Regions from separate parts of the Mus musculus genome. Here region 1 is linked to region 2. A link is a loop called in an ENCODE intact Hi-C map of the cell type or tissue named here. Cell type or tissue: left cerebral cortex. All regions are shown on one strand. Each heading gives the region's core, and the rest is flanking DNA. Links, peaks and the distances in the headings are about the cores only. Region 1 holds the start of Duoxa1 (dual oxidase maturation factor 1). Region 2 has its middle 11 kb from the start of Gm34325.

Region 1 (13,425 bases), core at 138-4,137, 250 kb after region 2:
TCCATTGCAGGAGTCCAGCTTGGGAAGAAGTAGCTGAGGAACCCAGCTGAGGTCTCAGGTCTGCTCTTCGTCCTCTGTGGGATCTGAGGTAAACCATTTATCTGATCCAACCATTTCATCCTCTCCTAGCCACGGTGGGGAACGTGCCTGAACTGTTCACTCCACAGCATGATCAGAGGCTAACAGGAGGCTGAGGTTGAATTCAAGCCAAGAAGACTGACAGGTGTGATGCAAATTGGGCAGAGGCTGAAGCAGGATCCTGCAAGGAACCTCAAGTGGAGTACCACACCAGCCGTTCCTGCTTCAGCCCTGCCTTCCAGAGGCCAACAAACCATGTGGGACCACAGGTAAACAGAGGCAGCAGGCAACTCATGCCAGGACTCCTCTGACAAAATGTCATCCTGAAGACATCCTAAAGACAACCTGAAGATTGGAGGCGGGGTGCTGAAAGTCACATGCTCAGATAAAGCCCCATCTTCAGCCTGGGCTTCTAAATGTGCTATCTAGTTGAAGGTGAGAACCCACAGGTGACTCACAACTCCCCAAATCTCCTACTAAACAAGTGCAAAATCCCAGACCCTGCCCAGCCCCCAACTCATTATTCCATCTATCTAGAGGTTCTTTGGAGTGTGGCCTTTGGTAATAATTGAGGAGCCGGGCACTGGAGATCTGAAGGTGGTGTGTTGGGTATGGTAGAGTGGCAGGCCATAGTTGAGTTCCCCTAATCCAAACAGTTTGACCTCCTTCCCCTTCCAGTCAAGTCTTCAGGAGCCTGGACTCCAAATGTAGATCCATCCCTAACAACCTGTAGGCTTTCAGGCCAAATTGTTGGGGACAAATTAGAAAAGAGAGTAGCCATGCTAATAACGTCTCTGTGGGTAGGTAACCCTTAACAGTTTACACAGCCACTTGGGTGTGGTAACTTCCCAAACAATCTGGAAATGAAGGCACAACTCCAGGGCAATGAGGCCCCAGGCAGCGGCAGATCTGGGAGAGTACACGCCTGTCTGGTTCTTGTCCACATGGCCATTTTTCCAAATCAGAGTCTTAGAATCATGACTCTGTTGGCCCCGAGGTGGGAAGGAGAGCGAAATGAGTTAAAGCCACAGAGATTCCATCCTGAAGACCCAGGGAGTAACTGTATACTGAAGAACCAACAAAGTCTCTCCTTGGCATAATGTGATGGTGCCAAGAAACCCTCTAGGCCCAAACAAACTAGGTCATTCAACATTATCAGGACCAGATGACCCTAGTTTTTCAAAGTCAGTGTGCTGAGCTCAGGCCTTAGCAAGGTTCCTTTTAGCCTCGGGGAAAGATTGGAGGCACACGAGGCTACAATTCCTGTTCCGCAGAAAAGGAGGACCACCGGTACCCCTTTCCTCCGCTGTCCCCACCCCTAGAGCCCTCTCTCTCGGAGCACCCACTTTCGTGGGCCAGGAGAAATGTTCAAGGATCTGACCTTAGCTTCTGGTCGCCCCAGCCTGGGACTGCGGATAGGCTCCTGGATGACTCCGGGTTCGCTGTAGCCCGCTCCTCCGTTCTGGCAGCTTCTCCAGCTCTGAGTCGGGGCGGGCGGGGCTGGGGGTGAAGAGCGGACAGCGCGTCCCAGCTCTGGGGCGGGGCACAGTAGGGCGGAATAGAAGCTAGCGCGGGGACCCGCGTGAAAGGGGACCGGAGCATGAAAGGTGAGACCTTGTAGGATGCAGGGCTCCTGGGTGCCGAGGGTTCAGGCACGTTGGCCGTTTGGGAGGCGGGAAGGGCAAGTCTCTCTCCCCAAGTTCCAACTCTTGGGGGCTGAGGAAGAGGGTGGAAGATAAACAGGGTGTGGGGCAGGAGAGCTGTTCCCAAATTCTCCCCACACAGTCGGGGGCCAGGGCTCTAAAACAAAATCTCCCAACATTAACCTACAGATCAGACCTGTCGCCAAAGCAAGGTATCCATCTGTCCCCAAAACCTGTAAGTCTAGATAACCAGGTTTCCTGGTGGAACCTCCCAGGTCTCACCGTCCTGTGAGCCTCGTTTGTGTTACAGCTGCCCGAGGTGCTGGCATGGGTAGGAATCGGGGATCTTAGGGGTTGGGTGCAGAGGGCACAGTGCTGGGGCGCTGTCCTAGCACGCCAGTCTGTCCCTGGTTCGGTTCGAGGGCGGAGTGCCAAGTACGAGAAAGTTGACAATGACTTGAAATGGAAGGCGGAGAAGACACCAGGCTGGGTTTATGGGAGTCACAACCTGGTCCGCAATTGACTTAGAAGAATGGGGAATTGGAAGGGATTCTGCCTGAACAAAGTGCATGGTTTTGGCGACAGGACGTCCACGTCTGGACCCGGTTCCTGCCCTATCCCCACGACCAGGAGCGTTGTGAGTGAGTGCCCAAAGACGAGCAGCGCCAGGTGCCATGCGCACAGTATCTGAAAGAGAGGAAGGTAGGGAACCATGGATCGGGTGGGCTCAGAGGTATGAGATCAGACCTTGAAGTGCTGTTCCGGTACCGACCTCCAGGGGCGCACTTCTTGAGTCTACACAGACCAATTCAGATCAAGGGGGGATTTGTGAAGGAAAAGTTTGAAAAAAAAAAAAATTTAAGCACGGCGAACTCCTTAAGGTTATGAGAGTCACAAGATTTGTCAATACTGAATCTTTATTTCTCTTAACTGGAGTCTGGGTAGATTGGATTGCTCAGTTCCCTATCCTCCACCACCCATCACTACCCGCCCCCCCCCCACACACACGCCCAACCTCTTCTCCCCCAATTCACACCCCCGCTTTCCCCCCACCCCCAGCACACACACACCTCTAACTTCCTTAGGAAGGAGGATTAGGTTAGGCGGTCCTGAAAAAGACTTCCTTTAGCCAGGCAAGGCTGTAAACCTTTAATGGGCTTTACTTCAATCAGAGAAATAAACTATCATATTTCGGTAGCCGTGTCTCACCTATCAGAGTGCTTGACAATATTAGACTGTCACCTAAACTACCCTTATAGAAAGCGAGCAGTCCTTACTTTGCAGGTTCTGTAGATGGGGGCGGGGGCAGAGGAAGGCTTTAGGAAAAAAAATCTTGTCAAGCTTCGAGAGAGGTTCCAGATCCGATCTTCTTCAAGACTGTTAACTCTATCTCTACCCTCTGGTCCTATAAACACTGGAAATTCATTTCGTCTTGTGATAGGTAAGGGCTAGGTAACTAAATCTAAAATACTTCTAAACACGGGGGAAAGTACTTAAAGGCTGCCCCCCCCCAGCCAAGTGAGAAAATAGAACCCCAAAGTGAAGGAATTGGCCAGCCTCAGTGAGAAAGTGCCCAACTCATAGCAGGAGCCCCAATGAAAACCTCTAGGTGTCCGTGTTACTGGGCACTACAAAGAGTGGGTGCTCCTTTCTCGTGACTGTGCTTTTAAAGTTGTAGGTGTGGGTTTGATTGTCCAATGGCTGCTTATGTTCATCAGTATAAAATGCATGTGTATCCCAGTCATGGTGGTGAGCTAAGGGACCAAGGGATAAAATTAATATTGATGTGAGATTGTGCTATTTGAACCAATTCTACAGTTAGGCTTCACTTGTCAAGCCTGAGAGAGGAAGACGGTCCCAAGAGAAATACAGGCTTTGTTGGCAAAGCAGAGCTCTGTTGATGAAGCCCTGTTAGCATAATAATGAAACCAAATTAGGATCAGCCCAGAAATTCAGCTTTACCAAGCCAGGCAGCATAGAGTAAGGAATAGCTAAGTAGTGAAAAGTGAAATGGGAGAGTGGAAGAGAGCAAGAGAGCAAGGGACCAAGCAAGGCAAATCGGATTCAGCAACCATCACTTGCTCTAATCATCCTTAATATTTGGGAGAATTGCAAATAAGTTAACAATGTCCATTCTGTACTTGAGATACAGAAAAGCCTTTTGTTAGTGTTTCTTTGACGCATCATGTTAATAGAGATGAGCCATGCTCACAAAACTTTTATAACCTCTCATTAAAATAAGCACAGGAATACTAAGAATACGTGATCCTGACCAAGATGCCTTAAGTTAGTTAATATCTGCTTATGCTGCAAATATCCATTGTTGGAATTCACATATAATATATAATAGTATATAATATGGGCTCTTCTTTCACTTTTCCACACACATTTGGTGTGTGTGTGTGTGTGTGTGTGTGTGCACGCACGTGTATGAACGCATCCTATGGCATGAGTAAGGATGTCAGAAAACAACTGTTAGGAATCAGTTCTCTCCATCCTGCCATGTGACTTCTAAGGATCAAACTCAGAATTTCAGGCTTGGCAGCGAGCACCTCCACCACTGAGCCACCTCACTGGGCTTGAATGAGTTCCTTCTATGAACAATCTATGCTCTATCTAATACATGTCTTCTTTCTTCCTCTCCTTCCCCTCTCCTCCCCTTTCTTCTCCTCTTCTTCCTCCCCCTCCCACTCCTCGTCCTCCTCCTCCTTCTTCTAGCCTTGAATCACCTGCAACTTGCTATGTAGATCAAGCTGGCCTACAACTCAAAAAGTTCTGCTTGCCTTTGCCTCGAAGGTGCTGGTTTTAAAGAATGTATCACCATGCCCCTATCTAAACTCAGATCTAAGGCATTCTTCCTATATAGACTTCCTTAGAAATATAATGGTTTCAGTTTGGGTGTCATAAATAAAAATTCACTATAACAACAACAACAACAACAAACCCTTATGTTTTATAATAAATGTCACCAGGCCAGCGGAACAGCTCATTCAGGGAAGGCACTTGCTGCCCATGCCTGACAACCTGGGTTCAATCGAGCCTAAGAACCCACATAAAGATGAGAGGAGAGAATCTGTTCCATAAAGATGTCCTCTCACTTCCACGTAGATGCCATGGGAAGTACGCGCGCACACACACACACTCATACATGCACAGAATAGCTTCTTTTTAATTAAAAAATTATTCCTAGTGGTGGTGGCACACGCCTTTGATCCCAGCACTTGGGAGGCAGAGGCAGGCAGATCTCTGAGTTCAAGGCCAGCCTGGTCTACAGAATGAGTTCCAGGACAGCCAGGGATACACAGAGAAACCCTGTCTCGAAAAAACAAACAAAAAATTATGTGTGTGTTTTCCAGGCATGTATGCCAGTGTACCAAGTACATGACTGTTTCTTGCAGAGGCCAGGAGGAATCATTAGATCCCCTGGAACTGGAGTTACAGACAGATGCCAGCCACCATGTGGTTGTTGGGAATTGAACCCAGGTCCTCTACAAGAACAACAAATGCTCTTAATTACCCCTAAGCCTTCTTTCTAGCCCCTCAAAGTAACAGACATTTAGCTGTACATTTTCAGCTAAGTTTAAGAGTGTGCTTCATGTTCAACTGAATATAAACATTTAGGTTTGTGTGTTTATATTTCTTAGAGACTCTAGCTATTAGAAGAGGCTTTCTAGACAGTTCTTTGAGATTACAAAATGTAGGTCAGGTTCCTCAGATCCCTTCTTGGGCTGATTTTAGCCTTGAATCGGCAGTGCTCTGCTAATGTGAATAGAAGTGTAGTAATGAAGAGCATAGCTCCCTCTTGTGTGAAGACTCAGAAAGAGACACCTGCGGAAAGAGCTCATTTATATTCATTAATCTGATCCAGAGTTTGATTAGAATATGCTACATGCAGATGATACAAAGATGGGGAGATTAAATCTCTGCCCTCAAGGACACTCTGTCTAAAAGGGAGATAAATGTTCAAAGACATGGAGTACAGTAACGATTGTGATTATGGAGACATGTTTCAAACACAATTGGAATAATAGAGTAGGAAACCGTCCCACTGGCCCAGTGGCATTGGAGGTAACTTCATACAGAAGGTAAAATGGACTGAGGCTTGAAGTGAGAAAGGGCATTTGCCAAGGCTAGACCATTCCAGGTAGAGAAGGACATAGCCTATACAAAGGCAAGAAGCTGGAAAAAGCATGTCAGTCGTGGAGCAGGGAAGAAGGGTCATTACTCACAAAGCACCTTCTATGTGATAGGAAGAAAATACCCAGGATGGAGAAGGGAGAGAAGAAGAATTAGAAAAAGTATTCTTGCGCAAGGCAATAGGAGAGAATGGAGCTAAAGTAGGAAGAGGCAGTAGAGAAGGCAGCCAATGGATAATTTCAAGGAATACATGGGACTAAGGTGTGTGCAAGATGATCCTCGTTCTGGCATCTTTGATTAATAGGTGGATATGATGCTAAAAAGGAAAGAAAAAAAAAAGAGTAGCAGAGAATTCCATTTGGAGCCTGCTAACTCTGAGGCATCAAAGAACTTCCAAGTGGCAAGAGCCTTGAGGCAGTTGGTCATTTTGAGTTTGGAGCTCAGGGGACATCTGAGAACTATATATAAGCCATGGGAATAGATGAAATTACCTAAGAATTATTTTTGTTTTCTGAGAGCAGGTTTTTGCATATAGCTCAGGCTAGCCTGGAACTCTCAGTCCTCTTGCTCCACCTCTTCAGTGATGGGATTACAGAGGCGCACCTGTAATGTGCACCACGCATGGCTATCCAGGGAAACCTTGATGACACCAAAGGAAGAGAATCAAGATAGAATCATGAGCAACACAGATGTTTAGTAGAGAGGAAGAAGGAGGAAGAGCCTACACAGGGTGGCCAATGGTAGGAGACCCAGGGAAACATGGTACTGTGGAGCCAAAGAGCAAGTTTCAGGAGACACAATGTGTTCTGCAGTGTCAAATACCACAAATTTAAAAGATTTTTTTCTTAAGTGAGAATTTCCCTTCAGGGAATTTAGTGAGGTGATGCTAAAGACAAGATTCGGCAAAGGTAGGTTACAGTGGTCAAGGAGACAAGAGATAGATGGAAACACCAACACAGATTAGTGTGTCAAAAACCCTGGCCATGAAAAGGAGAGAGCTGGACCAATCAGTGAGAGTGTGAAGATCAAGAAAGTCTCTCTCTCTCTCTCTCTCTCTCTCTCTCTCTCTCTCTCTCTCTCTCTCTCTCTCTCTCTGTGTGTGTGTGTGTGTGTGTGTGTGTATGTGTGTGTGTGTGTGTGTGTGTGTGTGAGACTTTAGTTGGGAGAAACTTGAATTTATCTTTGAGAAAACGGTGGAGAATGGAGTGCTGTGAGGACATTAGGGTTGGCTGACAGTGAGGTAGTTGTAGAGAAGGCAGTGGTAGAAGAGCCCAAGAGGAACTGCGGAGCTGGAGAAAAGATGGGTATTTCTCTAGGATGGACGAGTCTAACAGTTAAGAAGAAAGCTTAAGTTTTGTATTAAAAACGGAGGCTGTGGTTGTACGACTTGCCCAAAAGACAGGATTAAAAGCTAAGCTGTAAATCTCCCAGTCTCTGCCTGATAGCTTAGCACTGCCTGTTTGTTTCCAGTAGTATTCTTTGCACTTCCACACCCAATTTCGTTTCAGAAAGACCCTGAGAAGCAATTATTATTTCTGTTTTTCAGTAAAACTCAAAAGAAGTGAAATTCCAAAAGACAGAAGCAGAATTCAAGCTCTGGAGCTGCGTGAGTCCAAAGCTGCTGCTTTGCCTTCCCACTTAGCAAGACTCCCCCTGCTCAGAGGTGCCCTCTGGGCCCCCCAAGACACACCTAGAAGAGTGACAGGAACTGAGTCTGTGGGTCACTGCAACAGTGATTCTAGGGTTCTTCATTCACCCCTGATTTTGATATCTCTAAAGTTGGGGTGCATCTTACCATCAATGGCTGTGACAGTTAATTGGCAGTACTTTCTACATGATCTGTGAAATAATAAGGTGTCTTGCAATTAATACTGTCTAAACACTGGTGAAATGGCCAGGTGTCATTTTATTACCATCCTATGTATAAAGGGACAGACAAGAGTCAAACAAGAAAAGGGAAGAAAAGAATTATGTTGATGATACATTTAATAGTAGAACATCTGGTCCCACCACTGTGCCTCATGGAGGGCGCTTATTCAAGTTTTTCCGGAATCACCAGTCCTGTAGCCAGGGTGCTTGAGCAGCGGGGCAGTGCTGGGTCTAAGGATCAGCCCCACGTTGATGTAGTAAAACTGTACACTTAGCCGCTTTTTGGCTCTTGTTGCTTTGGAGACCGAAAAAGAAAGGCAATCTTTTCATAATCTGTACCATCTCCTTCCCGTATGGCTTTGTTTGATAGTAAATATAGTTCTTTTTATGTTCTGTGATCTGCCTGTGCTCGAGCCTGGAGGAAATAAAGGAGAGTTCTTTTTCTTCAGCTATTCCCAGAAGAAACGGAAAAGCCCCAAGGATAACAATGGAGCTGAGTTAGAGGGTTGAGCGGTTGGTTAGGAAGGGAACGAAGGGCAACGGGAGACTGACTGCCAAGACCCTAAGTCTGTCACAGCCAAAAGACAGGAGACATAGGGCTGAAAGGCAGTAGAGAGGCAGGAAAGGCAATGAAGATCAAAAGGTGCCAACAAAACGGGCTTCAGAGACCACAGACCTGGGGTGGTTTATTCTTTGATGCATCCCCAGCCCCCGTGGTAGTGTTTGGTACACAGAGGGCTCTCAATGAATGCCTCTCCTTGCAGCATCAACACCCCCTTCCCCCAGCGTACCCCAACCAAAATGGCTGCTCTTGGACACACACTGCCCTTCTACACTGGCACCAAGCCAACCTTTCCAATGGACACTACTCTGGCTGTCATTATCACCATCTTCCTGACTGCACTGGTCACCTTCATCATTATCCTGCCTGGCATCCGTGGGAAGACGGTAAGAAAAAAGCCCCAGCCCTGAAGACTCCAGCCTGAGAGAGACTTTGTCTTCAAGAGTGAGGGGTACAGACTCTGTCTAGATAGAAGCAGACCTGAGGAAGGAACTCCAGCCACAACCCTGCACATCCCAAGTGCAGACTTCCTCAGTCACCCAACCAACCGGCTGAGCATGCTTGTGTGTCAGACACTCTGATTGTAATTGGCCAAATAGGCTCAGGGGTAGAACTCCCACCCCTCCCCATCATAGAAAGGGGAAGGGCAATCTTGGAAGAAGGGCTATGCTTACTAAACCCACCCTCTCTGACTCAGAGGCTGTTCTGGCTGCTTCGGGTGGTGACCAGCTTATTCATCGGGGCTGTGATCCTGGGTAAGTGCCAAATGCCACAGACTTGGGCAGCTGCCTCTGTCTTGTGAAGTTCTCTTTGTGGCCTGCCTGGCTTCTTTCTGTCTCTCTGTAGTGGGGACTGATTCGGGGTGTGATCCAGCCCACACACACCTCTCTAACCTTGGTTTTAGCCCCTTACTCTTACCCTTGCCCTGAGAGGTGTGAGCCAGGGAAACTGCAGGATGCATCCTTGAAATCTTCCTAACATCATTTTATTTGGGTCATAATGAATCTGTAGGCAGGAGGACTTTGCTGGGGGAGTTGCTTGTTTGGTTTCAGTGATTAGGAAAAACAGACTTAAAAAAAATTGATGTTGTCTGTGTTTGCCCATCATGGTGTATCTCACTGCTTCCTTACGCAGCGTCACCGCTGTCCCTAAATGGACTTGGAAAGGGGGTAAGCCGAGTGCGAACATGGAAAGTTTTACATCCTGACCCTTCGCCTCATCCCACAATAGTGGTTGACAGACTTAGTAGGCGTCAGACATGGGCTAGCGAGTGGGTATACAATTACAACAAGTTCAGGCATGGAGGCCTTGTGGTTCTCCCTTCTGACTAACCCAGTAATGCTCAGACCTTGCTGAGTTGCAACTCCTCAACCCCAGCTGTGAACTTCAGTTCTGAGTGGTCTGTGGGCCATGTCAACGCCAACACAACGTACAAAGCCTTCAGTCCCAAGTGGGTCAGTGTGGACGTGGGACTGCAGATCGGGCTCGGCGGCGTCAACATCACCCTCACAGGTGAGGCGCTTACTTGGGAGGGAGGGGAGGCTCTGCTCTGTGTCTTTGAGACATATTGATGTGTTTTGTGGGGGGCACAGAACTACAGTTTGCCCAGCACTGGAGCTGGGAGGAAGTGTGGGTGTTGGGGGAATGGCAGGAGATGAAATTCAGAACTGTCTTCTCTGTCAGCTGCTGGCTCTTGGCCTTCTGCCTGGTGTGAATGAACCCCTACCCAAGGTGAATGCCTCAGTGCATTCCTTGGGTTGCTCCTAAGCACAGCTGCCCTGTTCCTCAGGCACCCCAGTGCAGCAGCTGAATGAAACCATCAACTACAATGAGGCATTCGCATGGCGCCTGGGCAGGAGCTATGCAGAGGAGTATGCAAAGGCCCTGGAGAAGGGCCTTCCAGACCCAGTGCTATACCTGGCTGAGAAGTTCACCCCTCGAAGCCCATGTGGCCTGTACAACCAGTACCGCCTGGCAGGACACTATGCCTCTGCCATGCTGTGGTAAGTGTGGATACAGGGTGAGACAGGCCCTACTTTCTTAAACTCGAGGAAAATCCTGAGTGGAAGGAGCTGCCCTTAGTAACTTTAGATCTTGGTTGGAAAACCCACAGGCAAGATTTCTCCTTCATACATTTGGGACATCTTCTGCCTAGGTCCTGAAGTCCTCTCTAGCAGGTTAGTGGTGCCTGGGCCAGCCCTCATTGCATCTTGGCTTTCTAGGGTGGCATTCCTCTGCTGGCTACTGGCCAATGTGATGTTGTCGATGCCAGTGCTGGTTTATGGTGGCCACATGCTGCTGGCCACTGGTCTCTTCCAGCTGTTGGCCCTGTTCTTCTTCTCCATGACCACGTCACTCATATCGCCCTGTCCCCTGCGCTTGGGCACTGCTGTGCTGCACACTCACCATGGGCCCGCTTTCTGGATCACGTTAGCCACAGGTGAGAGCCTTCCCTAGAAATAAGGACTCAGGATGAAGGTGAGGGACTGTCATGTGGTGGGATGGGGGGTCTGTTTCTAGAGGTCAGGATGTCAGTGCCTTTTTAGAGCCCCATTCTTCTTAACGCCCTCATTTTGTCAGCTTTCTCTCTCCTCATTATGCTCACTTTCCTGCCACATCCATTGTCCCCTAACTCTCTTTATGCAAGTCCTCCAGCTCTTCCTGTTGTGTGTCCCTCCTGTGTCCCCTAACCACACTTTCATGTCTCTTCCTAGAGGCCATGCCTGTCTTCACCTCATACTACCCCAAATGCCCTAAACCAACCTGTCTCACTGTTTCACTCTTCTACCAGGCTCTGTGTGCTCCCCCATGTTGTCTTGGTGTCTCCTTCCATTCTCATCTGTCCCTACTTCCAGTCTGTCTTCTCTCTCTTCCTCTTGCTCAGTTTGGAGAATGAAAATTAAGGACACTAGATCCATGTCTGCAATATAGAACCCTGGGACAGTAAGTCATCTTTATGAATTCCAGTTACTCTAAAGCAGCAGCCCAGACATAGCTTAAAGTTCTCCTGCTCTTAGAAGATCTTGGGAGGACTTACTAAACTAAAGCAAGACACATGTTGCCACAGGACTGCTGTGTATTCTGCTTGGCCTGGTCATGGCAGTGGCCCACAGGATGCAGCCTCACAGACTGAAGGCTTTCTTCAACCAGAGTTCAGAGGACCCAGTGCTGGAGTGGGGCTCTGAAGAAGGAGGACTCTTGAGCCCCCACTACCGGTCCATAGCTGAGAGTCCTGAGACCCAGGACATTCCCATGTCAGTGGCTTCCTCTGAGACATGTTTTAAGGAGGAACACCCCAAAGAGTCCGACTGTTCCCTGTAAAGCTCTTCTCCTGGTAGCCACTGAGTTTCCAGACTGCCTCCAGACATTATTGGAGCCCCACAAAACCAGCAGAACTGTCCAGGAAGTGGGTTTCAGTTGTATCATGTTCAGTTGTAATATGTATCCAACTTGTTGATGTAACAGAATAATATACACAGCCTACTAATGCAAAAAAATAAATGAACAAAAGTGCTAAGGCTCTGAAGAGATGTCAGACATGCCCAGAAACCGTTGTCGTGGTGACAGCACAGGGGTGGCTATGTCTGCACAGCATCAACCTTCTTGAAAGCTTTGCCTCGTCAAGGTGCCAACCTTCCACTCATAACAAATACATTGGGCATCCTCAGCATCCATCTCTTGCCTTTGGGGGGTCTGAGCCCCTTTCTTTCTTTTTCCAATTTTCACAGCTTTTGTGACCTCTGGGTCCACATTAGCTGGAGAACAAACATCGTGTTCCAGTTTTAACATTAACAGGCTATGTGCCACACTCTTTTTGACCTTTAGTCCCGAAATATGCTACGTAAGCTTATAGAACTCGAGAGGAAAAAAAAACTGTTTAAAAAAAAGTCCCAGGGTAGGTATAATGTGTATAAGTACTTTGCCTGATTGTATGTCTGTGAACCACTTGCACGCAGTGCCTGCAGAGGCCAGGAGGGGGCATTGCAGACATGCCCTGGAACTGGAGTTACAGGAACTGGCCATGTGGGTACAAAGACCTCAATACCAATACCTGAAAGGGCAGCTAGTGTTCTACCACTGAACCATCTCTCCAGACCCCAGGATTTATATTTTTATGCCTTGTTGACCTCTCTCTTAGCTCTCAAATACAAACATAAAAGAAGACAACCTGAAAGAATTTGCGAATGAACGCCAAAATCCTAATCTTCCCCAATACATTCAGTGTGGCTAGTAGAGATTTGGGTAGAACGTAACCCACCACCCGTTGGAGGAGATGCCTGCCAGTTCCTCTCAGATCTCACTAGAGGGCGCACCTCCCCCAGAGCCCTACTGTGTTTCTCAGGCTTCTCAGCACCTGAATGTACATACAGTACTAGGCTCTTACTAGCCTAGAGGAGTTTCTCAAGGTTGTAGCTCCAAATGGCCAAGAGAAGCCAAGGAAATTGATGGGCATGGGAATTTTGAAGAAAAAAAAAGAAACAAAAAAGTTTATTTACAGTTCTCCTGAGAAATCCATTCTCTAGAGCAAAGGCACATGGGGTGCCCCCTTGTCGTCCCGCAGGGACAAGCAGTTCTCCAGACTAAGCTATGCTCCTGGCACGCGCTCTTAACACAGTCTTCAGGTCTATGGGGTCCCAAAGAGGGGTAGAAATCCGGAGTCAGTTATTTTCACAGGAGAGTGGTAATATTTAAGTCTGGACTCTTCAACTGTTCGTGTTGCGGGTTGTTGAGGGTGAGAGGTGAGTTTCCTTTAGCCTGGTTGCTACAGTCTTTGACACTTAGATCCAGAAAGGAGCGAAGGGCGCTGGGCCGAGTATAGTGGAGAATCACCACCGCCCCTCCGAGGAGGAGGCTCAGGATGCCTGCACCGGAGGGAGGAAAGACAGAGGGACTCAGGGATGCAGGCTCTCATTGCCAGGATTTGGAGCCCATCCCTGGAATTTCCTACACGCACAACCCTCAGAAAGAACTGACATGTATTTCACGATGCACGAGTTTTCATGCAAACCCGGGCAAGATACTGAACCCTTCTGAGCTAGCTCTTCTCAACCGTAAAATAACAGTGTCGGCCCACCTTCTGCCTGCTACGGAGACGAACATATTAAATAAGAGAACCCATTCTCTAAACCGGAGAGC
Region 2 (15,782 bases), core at 5,822-9,821:
TCATAGGTCTGAGTGCCTCCAAAAAGAAACTGGAGAGAGCACACATTAGCAGCTTGACAACACATCTAAAAGCTCTAGAAAAAAAGGAAGAAAATTCACCCAAGAGGAGTAGACAGCAGGAAATAATCAAACTCAGGGGTGAAATCAACCAAGTGGAAACAAGAAGAATTATTCAAAGAATTAACCAAATCGGAGTTGATTCTTTGAGAAAATCAACAAGATAGATAAACCCTTAGCTAGACTCACTAGAGGGCACAGGGACAACATCCTAATTAACAAAATCAGAAATGAAAAGGGAGACATAACAATAGATCCTGAAGAAATCCAAAACACCATCAGATCCTTCTACAAAAGGCTATACTCAACAAAACTGGAAAACCTGGACGAAATGGACAAATTTCTAGACAGATACCAGGTACCAAAGTTAAATCAGGATCAAGTTAATGATCTAAACAGTCCCATATCCCCTAAAGAAATAGAAGCAGTCATTAATAGTCTCCCAGCCAAAAAAAAAAAAAAAAAAAAAAAAAAAAAAAAGCCCAGGAACAGATGGGTTTAGTGCAGAGTTCTACCAGACCTTCAAAGAAGAGCTAATTCCAGTTCTGCACAAACTATTCCACAAAATAGAAGTAGAAAGAACTCTACCCAACTCATTCTATGAAGCCACAATTACTCTGACACCTAAACCACAGAAAGATCCAACAAAGATAGAGAACTTCAGACCAATTTCTCTTATGAATATCGATGCAAAAATCCTCAATAAAATTCTCGCTAACCGAATCCAAGAACACATTAAAGCAATCATCCATCCTGACCAAGTAGGTTTTATTCCAGGGATGCAGGGATGGTTTAATGTACAGAAATCCATCAATGTAATCCATTATATAAACAAACTCAAAGACAAAAACCACATGATCATCTCGATAGATGCAGAGAAAGAATTTGTCAAGATCCAACACCCATTCATGATAAAAGTCTTGGAAAGATCAGGAATTCAAGGCCCAACCTAACCATGATAAAAGCAATCTACACCAAACCAGTAGCCAACATCAAAGTAAGTGGTGAGAAGCTTGAAGCAATCCCACTAAAATCAGGGACTAGACAAGGCTGTCCACTTTCTCCATACCAATTCAACATAATACTTGAAATCCTAGCCATAAGAATTCGACAACAAAAGGAGATCAAGGGAATACAAATTGGAAAAGATGAAGCCAAAATATCACTTTTTGCAGATGATATGATAGTATATATAAGTGACCCTTAAAATTCCAACAGAGAACTCCTAAACCAGATAAACAGCTTCGGTGAAGTAGCTGGATATAAAATTAACTCAAACAAGTCAATGGCCTTTCTCTACACAAAGAATAAACAGGCTGAGAAATAAATTAGGGAAACAACAGCCTTCTCAATAGTCACAAATAATATAAAATATCTTGGCGTGACTCTAACTAAGGAAGTGAAAGATCTGTATGATAAAAACTTCAAGGCTCTGAAGAAAGAAATTAAAGAAGATCTCAGAAGATGGAAAGATCTCCCATGCTCATGGATTGGCAGGATCAACATTGTAAAAATGGCTATCTTGCCAAAAGCAATCTACAGATTCAATGCAATCCCCATCAAAATTCCAATTCAATTCTTCAACAAATTTGAAAGAGCAATCTACAAATTCTTCTGGAATAACAAAAAACCTAGGATAGCAAAAATTCTTCTCAAGGATAAAAGAACCTCTGGTGTAATCACGATGCCTGACCCAAAGCTTTACTACAGAGCAATTGTGATTAAAAAAAAAAAAAAAACTGCATGGTACTGGTATAGTGACAGACAAGTAGACCAATGGAATAGAATTGAAAACCCAGAAATGAACCCACACACCTATGGTCACTTGATCTTCGACAAGGGAGCAAAACCATCCAGTGGAAGAAAGACAGCATTTTCAACAAATGGTGCTGGCACAACTGGTTGTTATTACGTAGAAGAATGTGAATCGATCCATTCCTATCTCCTTGTACTAAGGTCAAATCTAAGTGGATCAAGGAACTTCACATAAAACCAGAGACACTGAAACTTATAGAGGAGAAAGTGGGGGAAAAGCCTTGAAGATATGGGCACAGGGGAAAAATTCCTGAATAGAACAGCAATAGCTTGCGCTGTAAGGTCGAGAATTGACAAATGGGACCTCGTGAAACTGCAAAGCTTCTGCAAGGCAAAAGACACTGTCAATAAGACAAAAAGGCCACCAACAGATTGGGAAAAGATCTTTACCTATCTTAAATCAGATAGGGGACTAATATCATATATATATATAAAGAACTCAAGAAGGTGGACTCCAGAAAATCAAATAACCCCATTAAAAATGGGGCTCAGAACTGAACAAAGAATTCTCACCTGAGGAATACAGAATGTCAGAGAAGCTCCTGAAAAAATGTTCAACATCCTTAATCATCAGGGAAATGCAAATGAAAACAACCCTGAGATTCCACCTCACACCAGTCAGAATGGCTAAGATCAAAAATTCAGGTGACAGCAGATGCTGGCGAGGATGTGGAGAAAGAGGAACACTCCTCCACTGTTGGTGGGATTTCAAGCTTGTACAACCACTCTGGAAATCAGTCTGGCGGTTCCTTAGAAAATTGACATAGTACTACCGGAGGATCCAGCAATACCTCTCCTGGGCATATATCCAGAAGATGTCCCAACCGGTAAGAAGGACACATGCTCCAGTATGTTCATAGCAGCCTTATTTATAATAGCCAGAAGCTGGAAAGAACCCAGATGTCCCTCGAAAGAGGAATGGATACAGAAAATGTGGTACATTTACACAATGGAGTACTACTCAGCTATTAAAAAGAATGAATTTATGAAATTCTTAGGCAAATGGATGGACCTGGAGGGCATCATCCTGAGTGAGGTAACACATTCACAAAGGAACTCACACAATATGTACCCACTGATAAGTGGATATTAGCCCAGAAACTTAGGATGCCCAAGATATAAGATACAATTTGTTAAACGCATGAAAGTCAAGAAGAATGAAGACCAAAGTGTGGACACTGCCTCTTCTTAGAATTGGGAACAAAACACCCATGGAAGGAGTTACAGAGACAAAGTTTGGAGCTGTGACGAAAGGATGGACCATCTAGAGACTGCCATATCCAGGGATCCACCCCATAATCAGCTTCCAAATGCTGACACCATTGCATACACTAGCAAGATTTTGCTGAAAGGAATCAGATATAGCTGTGTCTTGTGAGACTATGCCGTGGCCTAGCAAACACAGAAGTGGATGCTCACAGTCAGCTATTGGATGGATCACAGGGCTCCCAATGGAGGAGCTAGAGAAAGTACCCAAGGAGCTAAAGGGATCTGCAACCCCATAGGTGGAACAACATTATGAATTAACCAGTACCCCAGAGCTCTTGACTCTAGCTGCATATGTATCAAAAGAAGGCCTAGTCGGCCATCACTGGAAAGAGAGGCCTATTGGACACACAAACTTTTTATGCCCCATTACAAGGGAACGACAGGGCCAAAAAAAAAAAATTGGAATGGGTGGGTAGGGAAGTGGGGGGGGTATGGGGTACTTTTGGGATAGCATTGGAAATGTAATTGAGGAAAATACATAATAAAAAAAATTACCAAAATAAGTCGAGCAGTGGTGACACACACCTTTAATTTCAGAACTTGGGAGGCAGAGGCAGGTGGATTTCTGAGTTCAAGGCCAGCCTGGTCTACAAAGTGAGTTCCAGCACAGTCAGGGCTATACAGAGAAACTCTATCTCGAAAACAAACAAACAAACAAACAAACATTACCAAAATAGCCTACTGAATAACAAAGCTACATTTTCTAAACTTCCCTGTCTTGGTAGTCTCTTGTCTTGGTAGTCTCTCAGAGGCAGGGGGAAGATGAGGTATTTTGAAATCTAGTTTAAGAGAGATCTTAATCAGGATTGGGGAGGGGTGATGGTTTAAGGACGTGGTTACAGAGAGCAAGGGTCTGGAGACCAGCGGCTCCATCTTGTCGGTAAGTGAACAACCTGACTAACTGAACAGGTTGGTGTTCAATCTAATGGAGTTGTTTTAGGTTGAAATACTTAATTCCAGAATAAAGAATTGTTTCCACTGCCTGTTGGGAAATTTCTCTGTTCTGGTATCTTAGTGGTGAAATGGGAAAAGAAAGCATTGCAACTCTAAACTGTAACCTGTGGGGACAGCAGCTTCAAAGTGGAGAGGTCTCCTTGCCTCTCTTCCTTCTGCTTTTGAAGGTGTGGGGAGGATGTTGCAGTTAGTTGGTTGGTCTTGTTCATTTCTTTGGTTTGTTTAAGGGGTGGCTATAGACTGAACCCAGAAGATTGAACACAGAGCACGCACTCTGCCATTGGCCTATGCCCAGAACCTGCTTTCTTTTTAATTTTCATTTTATGTATTTTTAATTTCTGCTATGGTATCTTTGCATTTTTACAGCATCCTTTTAAATGGTATTTTTCCCCCCTCAAAGCTTCCTTTCTAGGGAGGGGAGCCTGCTATATCTTCTTTTACTATCAACAGTAGATCTTAAGGTCTTTAAATGATGTTTTCTTGCCAATTGTATGCATTTCTTTTCTCTGGAGGTATTCTTTGAGTGTCTGAGGTGATCTTTAAATCATATGTTTAAGAGCAAAGACTATCATACCATATCAGCTAAGGAAGACAAAAAAGCTCTTACAGTCTGCTGTATAACACAGCACAATAAAAATGTATTGGCTCCTGGTATATAAAAGAGATCAACGGTCTTATCCCCCTGTGAATCATGTAGACAACAATAGTGAGCAACCTTCAGGCAAGATGTGGCATGGCTGTTATGGTAGTAACCAATCACTTTCTGATTCGGTTTGAGACCTGCTCCGCAGATAAGAACTCGTGTCTGATTAGATAAATTGGTGAAGATACCGTGGCTAATGGAGCCCATAGACCCTAAGAGGAACCTACGACCATTGTTTTGCTCAGTGCTCAGTTATGCTGTCAAAAAGCTCAGTTATGGTGTCAAAAATACTCACGTGTATACATATATATTAGTGTCTCACCCAGTCTTCATCAGTGATTTTTTTTACTGCGGATGGCAGTTAATGCAGAAATAGCTGGCCCAAGTGTCTACAGTAAATGACGATGGAGTTCTTAGCCCTAAATGAAAAAGCATGCCAGAGCCATTACATGCCTGACTCATTGCGGCTGTGGTTATCTGCGAAAGATCAGAGCCCTCAACATTTCATCAAGGATGGGGGAGGAGCCATGAAGCCCCTCCCATCCCCTATATTCTGATTAGTGGTTCACAGTTCTGGGGGGAGGGGTGTCAACATTCTGTGGTGTCACCACTGTTAAGTTGCTTGTTAAGTTCTATTAGGTAACCTCCTGCCCATACTCAGGCAATAATAAACTAACCGAACTTACTGGGTCACACACAGAAAGACACAAAATCAAGATGGAGACTTTCTAAGAAGAAAGGGTCCAGTGAAAAAGAGAGGCAGACGGACAGACAGACAAACAGACAGACGGATGAAAGAAAGGATAGCTGGTGGTAATAACTAAAATTCATCATGTTCACATATGAAACTGTCTCACCATAAAAGGTTTTGAACTTTGTGTGGACATTTCACCTTGAGTGATCTTAACACAATAAAATAAAACTGTGGAAAAACTCTGAGACCCACAACAGGGATGGTACAGGATAGGAGGGAGGCTGAGGCCGCCTAAGTCTGAAGAGTTCCTTAAACTTGGAGGCTTCTCCAGTTCAGGCTAATGAGTTTTCCAGTGGGGAATGTCTGAAGAGGTGAGTCTGGCTGCCTGCGGGGCAGTGGGTGTGGGGGAAAGAGGAAGTGGGAGATAACCCGTGTGCTGCCATGTGGGAAACTATGGACCCAGCCCTTGGGGGTGGACAAGGGGGCAGCCCTAGGTACCAGGTTCTCAGCCTCCAGCATCCCATGCTGGATATCACGGAATAGCCAAGAACAAATTGAGTACCTGGGGGCGGCTCGGTCAGCTCCTGGGCAGAAAGGAGGAGAGAACAGGGGGAGAGGGCAGCACTGGATGGTTCTCACACTGGCAAGAGTCCTTGGTCCAGTTCCTGGCTGGAGCACAGGAAGGCCTTCCAGCGGGAGGTTAGATGGGGCTCCTTAGGGGAAAGCCTATCCCATCGTTCAAGCATGACGGGCCTTGATGAGCAGAGACAGTCTATGGTTTTAGAGCTTTATTGTAGAAAGGCAGGGGGAAGGAGAAAAGGTAGAAAAAGAGAGGCTGGCCATGGCTAAACACTGGTCCTGGCTGCCTTGAGGATGAGGAGATTCTCATGCAGACCAAGTGATGCTATGTAACCTTGCCCTTCCCCCAAGTTATCACTTATTGGTGAATAAAGATGCCTACAGTCTATAACTGGACAGAAGACGGGCAGGGTTTGGTTCCTGGGCTTGGAGTCCAATGCAGGAGACCGCAAGAGAGTGGAGAGAAGATGGAGTAGGTGAGTCATGAAAACATGGCCATGAGGGCTACCCAATTGAAGTTAATAATTGGAACATGGCAAATTAAATAACTTGGGGTTATTGAGAGGAGAGTAGATGCTAATAGCTAAGAGGGTAGATATCTGCCCTCTAGTTCTAGCTCTAGTGCTTTAAAGGCTTATCATAAGTAAAAAAGGTTTTGTGTCTTTTATCTGGGAACTAATGGGTAGAAACTCTCAATTAATATTAAATATTTACCACAACAAATTGGAGAAAGGAGAGAAGACATCTATGTTTCATATTGACTTTCACAGAATTTTCACTGTGAATACAGCAACCCTGCCCACCACTGTGACTTGTATTTTTATCTCAGACACTTTTATCCATTCAGAGGTTTCTAGTGCCCCATCACTTGCGCTTCCCTCACTGATGGTTTACTGGTTACCATTCTGTTGGGAACTAAAAAGGGGGCCCTGGGGAAGTGGGGGAAGGGAGAAAGACCCACGCCCCTCCAGAGTTCCACCTATTCTCTGGTCAGTCAGGCATGGGAGGACTGCCATACATCTTCTGCTCATTCCTGGGTGGGCATCCTCTAGCCCATTCTTCGGGGGGTGGCTAAGGGACAGCCCTACCTGGGATTCCCAGAGCTACCTTGCTAAAGTCCCAAAGTTATAGGAGAGAGGTATGAGGGAAGAGGTTCCCAACATCTGCGAGTGTGCGCACAGTGGATCTTGATGAGAAGAGACTCTCTATGGTTTTAGAGCTTTATTATAGAAATTCAGGGGAAAAAAGAGAAGGGAGGGGGCTAGAGAGGAAGAGAGAGGGGGGAGCAGAGGAGAGGAGAGGAGAGGAGAGGAGAGGAGAGGAGAGGAGAGGAGAGGAGAGGAGAGGAGAGGAGAGGAGAGGAGAGGAGAAGACAAAGAGAGAGGAAAGAGGAGAGAGGAGTGAGAGAAGTGAGAGGTAAGAAAACAAAGGGGTGAGAGACAAGTAAGAGAGCAAGGTGGGGCTGAGCAGCCCTTTTTATGGTCTTCACTGTTGCTAGGTAACTGGGGAGGAGTTTAGCCTGAAGGTCAGAAGCTTGAGCCATTGCCTACGTGACTTCTAGCCATACTTCTCTTGTGTGTTTGGGGGTTGGGGGGAGGCAACTTAGGCAGGGGCCAGAGTTCCAGGAGCATAAGGGAACGCCTACTGTGTCACATAGGTGAATTATCACTATTTCCGGGGTTCAGACCTCAGCTCAACTGGAGGCCAGCCTGTCTGTGCAGAGCCCAATGCCCCACACCACTCCACTAAGTCAGATTCCACTCTTGCATCTGCTCCATGGCTTTCAGAAGGTGGTCGCTGTTTTCATTTTGCCCAGTGTCTTTGTCCTTGTGTGTTTGTACAGTTTGACATAATTGTCATTTTAGAGGGTGTGGGACAGGCAGCAGAAACAAAAAGATGTTCATTCAATCACATCTAACTAGGATACCTGCAACGTCTAGTTCTGTTATTTAAAATGCACTTTAAGCAAGGAAGGAGTAGATGAATAACTGACCATGATATTGAGGTGTTACATCCTGGGAAGTTTATGGGAAGAAAAGGAAGAGTCTGTCTAGGAGACGCTTCACTGAAGAGATAAACTCTTAACAAGTAAGCTTGAAGGCTTCTGTCCCTCCCTCCCTCTCCTCCCTTCAGTACTGGCACACTAGGGGGTGCTGCCTACCAAGAAGTCTCAGCGGCACCCCACTGAGCCTCTCCTGTTAGTTCTTTCAGAACCCAATGAGCTGCTTCCCAGAACTCCAGCCTTCAATTTCCCACTTGATAGCCCTGCAGGCAGAGCAAGGGGACAAACTTCATCAGTCAATGGTGTAGGCCAGTCCTCTATTCTGCTAGAAAACCTAGCTATCAGTAAGAGAGATGGATGCACTTCCAAATTGGTTACTTCTTTCGAAATCCTTTCTCAGCCCAAGGGACAGTAGCTGCCCTATTCCTCTGCTGTTCCTGTATTCTGTTACCCCTAATGGTTTTCTTCATTTTACCATAGTATAATTCTTTTTCAAACCATTTAAGATTTTTTTTATTATAAAACTTTCCAGGCAAATGCAAAAGGGGGGAGTCCAGGTGCCCAGCTCCCAGTTTCTCTCTGTGCATTAGTTTTATCCTGTCTACTCTTTCATGTCATATGGCTAGAGAATTTTAAATCAAACTCAGAGATCATGTCACATATGTCACCTCTAAATAATTCAATGTGCATCTCAAAAGAAATATGTGAATAAGCAGAGTGTGATGGCACTCAGCTGTACTCCAAGCACTTGGGAAGCCAATGCCGAAGGACCACTAGATCAACGTCAACTTTCACAATGAGACCTCATCTCAAAACAAGAAAAAGAGAACTATGCAAATAGGTTTTTTTGCATAATCACAATGCCATATCTTGTCCTTAATTCCTTAATGTCATTCAATATCCAAAATGCTAATTTCTTCTATTACCTAAGAAAAAACTGTAATTATCCTGTAGAGTCAAAATTAATAACAAAAAGTTACTCATTTAACTTAGTTACATCTCTTGAGATTCTTTTAAGTCTTGGAAGTTTTGTGCATCTCTCAGTCTAGTGCAGTATCACCCCCCCCCCCATTTTACTTCTGTTTGAATTGATTTATTGATAGAGTGAGAGTCCAACACCAAGACCCTCTTCTGGTATTAGAGATGTTACTTTATTCATCTGTTTTATCTTATACATGCAATATTTGCACTAGAGGTAAAAATAATTTTTTTAAAAAGTATTTTATGTGTATGAATATTTTGCCTGCATATATGTCTGTGCACCACAGCATGTCTGTGCTTACGATCCCCTAGGACTGGAGGTACAGAGAAGATTGTCTCCCCTCAGCCCTCCTTCATGTAACATGTGGGTGCTGGGAATCATACCTGAGTCCTCTGGAAAGGTAACAAGTGTTCTTAAACATTAAACCAACTCTCCAGACCCTTCTGATTATGATTCTCAAGATCTCCCTGGGTAGGGAGATGTCTCAGTGGATAGTGTTTGGTGTTCAAACATGAGGACCTAAGTTCAGATCCCTAGGACCCATGTAAAAGATGGGTGTGATTATGAGCATAAACAATCTAGTTTCTTCACTAGCCAGCCAGAATCCAGGGGAAAATGGGAACACTAGGTTCAGTGAGAGGTCCTTTCTAGAGGAAATGAGGCAGAGAGATTGAGCGGGACACCTGAGCTCCTTTTGCCTCTGCACATATCTAGGCATGCATAATTGTACATCCATGCACACACACACACACACACACACACACACACACACACACACAAATTCCTTCTAGGTAGTGCTGTACTTTCTATGCACCGATAATGGTACACATAATGTTAATTGTTTTAGTTCTTGTGGCTCTAAGATTGATCTTTGAAGCGAGATATGGTGGTGCATACATATAAAGGAAGATCTTGTGCTTCAGGCCAGCATGAGCTACACAGGAAACCTTGTTTCAAACAATCCAAAGCCAATTTATTTTTAACTAATTTCAGGCTTAAGGAAATGTTACAGAAACAACTTATCATTTCCTCATAGCTTTGTCTAATGCTAGCATCTTATATAAGTATCACCATCAAGAACAAGAGGTCAACCGCAGTATAATGCTATTATCTAGAGCACAAAACTTATTTGAATATTAGGATATTTCCACTTCCATTTGTTTTTGTTCTAGGAGTTTATACATTAAATTTAGTTTCATTTTGCTTCATCAAGAATATTTTTTTTTTAGTGGTAGGACAAAATACCAGACAGAAGCAACTTAAGGGAAGGGCCATTCATTTTTTACTATGCTTAATTCCCAAAGAATATTTTGTATGTTTTGAAACAATTTAATATTCAACATTAGGTATAGGATCCTCAGTTATGGATAGTATTCAATATTCATTAATGATATTTTTAGGATATGAAAAGATATGAATATAAAAGTTGAACAAATGTTTATGCATTATTTGATTCTCAAAATAATATTATTAATGTTTGGTATATAAAATACATTTAAATAATAAAAATTTATGAAAGGAAAAAAAAGAATATATTTTTAGTGGTAGGACAAAATACCAGACAGAAGTGACTTAGGGGAAGGGCCACTTGTTTTAACCAGTCTCAGGATGAGAAAAGTACAGCAGTGATCACAGCAGTGAGGACAGCCCTGTCCACTGCAGCGGGAGAGAAGGCAACTTGCTCATAACTTAGTGATTGGCCAGCGAGCTCAGGCTGAAACTGGAGCCAGATCTGATCCTCTCCTGGGCCATCTAGACCCCATGTCCAGAAGGTTCCACAACCTTCTGAAATATCACTACCAGCTAGAAACAAGTGTTTATTTAAAATAAGCCCACAGGAGACATTTCACACTCAAACCATAGGATCCTAACCCTGGGCCCCAACAGGCTCATTGCCATCTCATGGTGAAAATGCATTCAAATCCAATTCCAAAGTCTTTAAGGTCTTAAAGCTCCAACACTGTCTAGAAGCCCAAAGTCTTTTCTGAGATGCGAAGCAATCTCTTTACGTTGAGTACCTGTAAAGTCGGGAACGAAATTACGTAATTCCAACATAAAATGGCACAGAATAAACATTCCCATTCCCAAAGGAAAGAGTAGAGAAATAACAGATAACCGCCGACCAGAGACTGAAACCTAGTGTGGGAAACTCCAAACCCTGCATTGTCCACCATCCAGGACTCTGGTGACCTCATCTGGAGTCCAGTGGGTGTGGGTAGCCCTTGAACCTTGGTAAAGGCCTCCATAAAGGCTGTACCAACTCTTGTATCTCGCATGCCTAAAAACCCAGTACCACATGAACAGTAACATCAAGTTTTGCAGCTAGCACAGATCTACCCTGGCCTCTCTCACCACAACTATAGTGACCTGTGTAGTTGGTAGCCAAATCTAGGGACAAACTTTCCTCAGAAGCTGTTTTGAATTAGGAAACCCTTGCATGAATACTCTTTGTTTAAGCATTCTTTTTCACGTGAATCTCCATTTTCATACCCTAAAGCCTTTGGTTGGGTAGGCCTTTGCCCTCAGCAGGCCTTTCCTAGTGTCTCAATGCAGAGAGTAAGGCTTCTCCTTAACCCTGCTTATTCCTTTAACTACTGTGGCTCCTTTGTCGTGAGAACTTTGCTCACAACTTTAACTGGGCTCAAATATCTTTCTTGGCTAAATTTCTCTTTTTACATATTTCTGTTCTTTCTCACCATAAACTTGGCTAAAAGACAAGAGTAAAAAAGCCATCAGACTCAGACAGGAGTATAGATAAATCAGTGAAAGCTGTTCAGGGAATTAAAGTCAGGAAAGGTTAGCTGAGTCCAGAAAAGTTGTAAACAGTAATGCCAGCCAGTGGGGTCTCCAGGGAGAGAGTGAGGATTGAAAAGAAAAAGACAATTAGACAACATTATAACAGCCAGTTCTGAGGCTGAAGAGGGTTTATCCTTTTCCAGTCTGCTTTTATATCATTCTAGATACATACAAACAATATGGCCAGTCCTAAGTTATAAACAAAGTAGTCAAGAAACAAACAAAGCATAAACTGAGTAGTTAAGGAACAAAGCATAAACAAAGGTCCCATAATTACTGTATTCAGGGTCTTAACAAGACCCATCAAGATACAAAGAACACCACATTTTCTGTATCCATTCCTCTGTTGAGGGACACCTGGGTTGTTTCCAGCTTCTAGATATTATAAATAAGGCTGCTATGAACATAGTGGAACATGTATCCTTATTACATGCTGGAGCATCTTCTAGGTATATGCCCAGTAGTGGTATAGCTGGGTCCTCCAGTAGTACTATGTCCAATTTAGTGAGGAACTGCCAGACTGATTTCCAGAGGGGTGGTATCAGCTTGCAATCCCATCAGCAATGGAGGAGTGTTCCTCTTTCTCTATATCCTTGCCAACATCTGCTGGCACCTGAGTTTGTGATCTTAGCCATTCTGATTGGTGTGAGGTGGAATCTCAGGGTTGTTTTGATTTGCATTTCCCTGATGACTAAGGATATTGAACATTTCTTTAGGTGCTTCTCAATCATTTGAGTTTCCTCTGTTTAGTTTGTGTTTCCATGATCTGTTCATTGAGGAGAGTGGGTGTGTTGAAAATTCCCACTATTATTGTGTGGGGTTCAATGTGTGTTTTCAACTTTAGTAAAGTTTCTTTTATCAGTGTGGGTACCCTTGCACTTGGAGCATAGATGTGAAAAATTGAGAATTCTTCTTGGTAGATTTTTCCTTTGATGAGTATGAAGTGTCCTTCCTTATCCTTTTTGATAACTTTGAATGTCAATATCAGAATAGCTACTCCAGCTTGTTTCTTGGGACCGTTTGCTTAGAAAATTGTTTTCCAGCTCTTTACTCTGAGGTATTATCTGTCTTTGACACTCAGGTGCATTTCCTGTATGCAGCAAAATGCTGGGTCCTGTTTACATATCCAGTCTCTTAGTCTATGTCTTTTTATTGGGGAATTGAGGCCACTGATGTTAATAGATATTAAGGAATAGTGGTTGTTGCTTCCCATTATTTTTGATGTTATTTTTATGTTTGTGTGGTTATCTTCTTTGGGGTCTGTTGAAAGAAGATTACTTTCTTGCTTATTCTAGGGTATAGTTTCCCTCCTTGTGTTGGGGTTTTCCATTTATTATCCTTTGTAGGGCTGGGATTATCAAAGATAATGTGTAAATTTGGTTTTGTTATGTAATATCTTGGATTCTCCATCTATGGTAATTGAGAGTTTTGTTGGGTATTGTAGTCTGGGCTGGCATTTGTGTTCTCTTAGGGTCTGTATGAGATCTGCCCAGGATCTTCTAGTTTTCATAGTCTCTTGTGAGAAGTCTGGTATAATTCTCATAGGTCTGCCTTTATATGTTATTTGACATTTTTCCCTTACTACTTTTAATATTCTTTCTTTGTTTAGTGTGTTTGGTGTTTTTACTATTATGTGATGGGAGGAATTTTTTTCTGGTCCAATCTATTTGGAGTTCTGTAGGCTTTTTGTATGTTCATCAGCATCTCTTTCTTTAGGTTAGGGAAGTTTTCTTCTATAATTTTGTTGAAGATATTTGCTGCCCCTTTAAGTTGGAAATCTTCACTCTCTTCTATACCTATTATCTGTAGGTTTGATCTTCTCATTTTGTCCTGCATTTCCTGGATGTTTGGGATTAGGAGCCTTTTGCATTTTGCATTTTCTTTGACTGTTGTGTCAATATTTTCTGTGGTATCTTCTGCACCTGAGATTCTCTTGAAAGACCCACAACGTGAGAACCCCCATGTTCTGACTCAGGAGAGGCGACACCCCAAATCACTCATGAGAAACAGTCTTGATGTAAACAGCAAGAGTATTTTTATTTCAAGAGCCCCTGGGCCCACAGTCGTGCAGCCTGTGCACCCCACAGGGATAGAGGACTGTGGTGCCCCGAGTAGCTGGGAGAGGGGGTATTTAAAGGAAGAAACCACAAAGAAAGGGGAAGCTGAGTAAGTACCATAAGAATGGGGATGATTCAACCCTATAGGTGGAACAACAATATGAACTAACCAGTACCCCCGGAGCTCGTGTCTCTAGCTGCATATGTATCAAAAGATGGCCTAGTCAGCCATCACTGGAAAGAGAAGCCCATTGGACTTGCAAACTTTATATGCCCCAGTACAGGGGAATGCCAGGGCCAAAAAGTGGGAGTGGGTGGGTAGGGGAGTGGGGGGGAGGGTCTGGGGGACTTTTGGAATAGCATTTGAAATGTAAATGAAGAAAATACCTAATTAAAAAATAAAAAATAAAAAATAATAAATGGTGCTGGACTAACTGGCTATCTGTATGTAGAAAAATGAAAATAGATTCATATTTGTCACTTTGCACAAAGCTCAAGTCTAAGTAGATCAGGACCTCAACATAAAACTAGATAAACTGAATCTAATAGAAGAGAAAGTGGGAAAGAGCCTTGAACTAATTGGCACAGAGGGAGATTTCCTAAACAGAATTTCAATGGCTCATGTTCTAAGATCAAGAATTGATAAATGGGACCTCATGAAACTGGAAAGCTTCTGTACGGTAAAGGATATAGTCAATAAGACCAATCAGCAACCTACAGATTGGGAAAAAAATCTTTACTAACTCCACATTCAATAGAGGGCTAATATTCAAAATATATAAAGAACTCAAGAAGCTAACCACCAAAAACCCAAATTGAACAAAACCATCGAGGATCTAAAAATGGAAATAGAAACAATAAATAAATCAGAAAGGGAGACAACCCTGGAGATAGAAAATCTAGGAAGGAGATCGGGTGTCATAGATGTAAGCATCACCAATGGAATACAAGAGATAGAAGAGAGTGTAAGACCCCAACTCAATATGTCTCCCAGACCCCTAGAAACAAAGTCAGCATGAAGCATTTTGTTCTCTTAACTGGCAGCCTGAGAAACTGATAATGTGTTTAATCAATGTGTGTGTCTCTGTACCAATACCATGCAGTTTTTATCACTATTGCTCTGTAGTAAAGTAAAAGGTCAGGGATAGTGATTCTTCCAGCCATTCTTTTATTGTTAAGAATTGGGTTTTGTTGTTGTTGTTTGTTTGTTTGTTTTGTTTTTTGTTTGTTTGGTTGGTTTGGTTTGGTTTTTTGGTTTTTTGTTGGTTTTTGGTTTTTGGTTTGTTTGTTTGTTTTTTGCTTTTCCAGATGAATTTGATGAATTTGAGAACTGCTCTTTCCATGTCTTTGAAGAATTGTGTTGGGGGTTTTGATGGAGATTGCATTGAATCTATAGATTGCCTTTGGTAGGGCAACCATTTTTACTATGTTAATTCTGCCAATCCATGAGCATGGGAGATCTCTCCATTTTCTGAGATCTTCTTCGATTTCATTCTTGAGAGACTTGAAGTTATTGTTATACATGTCTTTCCTTGTTTGTTTAGAGTTACCTCAAGATATTTTATATTATTTGTGACTATTGTGCAGAGAGTTGTTTCCCTAATTTCTTTCTCAGCCTGTTTATCATTTGTATAAAGGAAGCTACTGATTTATTTGAGTTAATTTTATATTCAGCCAGTTTGCTGAAGTGTTTGTCAGCTGGAGAAATTTCTGGTAGAGTTTTTGGGGTCACTTATGTAAACTATCATATCATCTGCAAATAGTGATACCTTTATTTCTTCTTTGCCAATTTGTATCTCCTTGATCTCTTTTGGTTGTCTTATTTTTTTAGCCAGCACTTTGAGTACTATATTGAATAGATATGGGGAGAGTAGGCATCCTTGATTTGTTCCCCATTTCAGTGGGATTGCTTCAAGTATGTCTCCATTTAATTT

Evidence for each region. A loop is a pair of places that touch in the nucleus more often than their neighbours do. Peaks named below come from ENCODE experiments on the same cell type or tissue, not always from the same donor. Only the 100,000 strongest peaks of a DNase experiment are listed, where the experiment ranks them.
Region 1: it touches region 2 in a loop (3-fold over the local background); 4 of 42 quality-filtered maps call a loop at or near these places.

What each region holds. Positions count from the first base shown.
Region 1 is chr2:122,301,930-122,315,354 of GRCm38, reverse strand. It overlaps Duoxa1 (dual oxidase maturation factor 1), which reads left to right and starts at 1,625. Exons shown (of 10, transcript NM_001305262.1): 1 at 1,625-1,685; 2 at 1,911-1,956; 3 at 2,307-2,423; 4 at 7,405-7,464; 5 at 8,492-8,675; 6 at 8,987-9,044; 7 at 9,667-9,801; 8 at 10,079-10,292; 9 at 10,512-10,729; 10 at 11,357-11,806. The coding sequence starts at 8,529. The coding sequence ends at 11,610. It overlaps Duoxa2 (dual oxidase maturation factor 2), which reads right to left. Exons shown (of 6, transcript NM_025777.2): 6 at 12,470-13,151. The coding sequence ends at 12,958. It also overlaps a transcript of Duox1 not described here. In left cerebral cortex, for the core only: a CTCF peak has its summit at 2,493; a DNase peak (open chromatin) is centred at 2,457.
Region 2 is chr2:122,550,904-122,566,685 of GRCm38, reverse strand. No RefSeq gene overlaps it. Among named protein-coding and RNA genes, the nearest start is that of Gm34325, 11 kb to the left of the region's middle. In left cerebral cortex, for the core only: a CTCF peak has its summit at 8,157 (motif pointing right); a DNase peak (open chromatin) is centred at 8,171.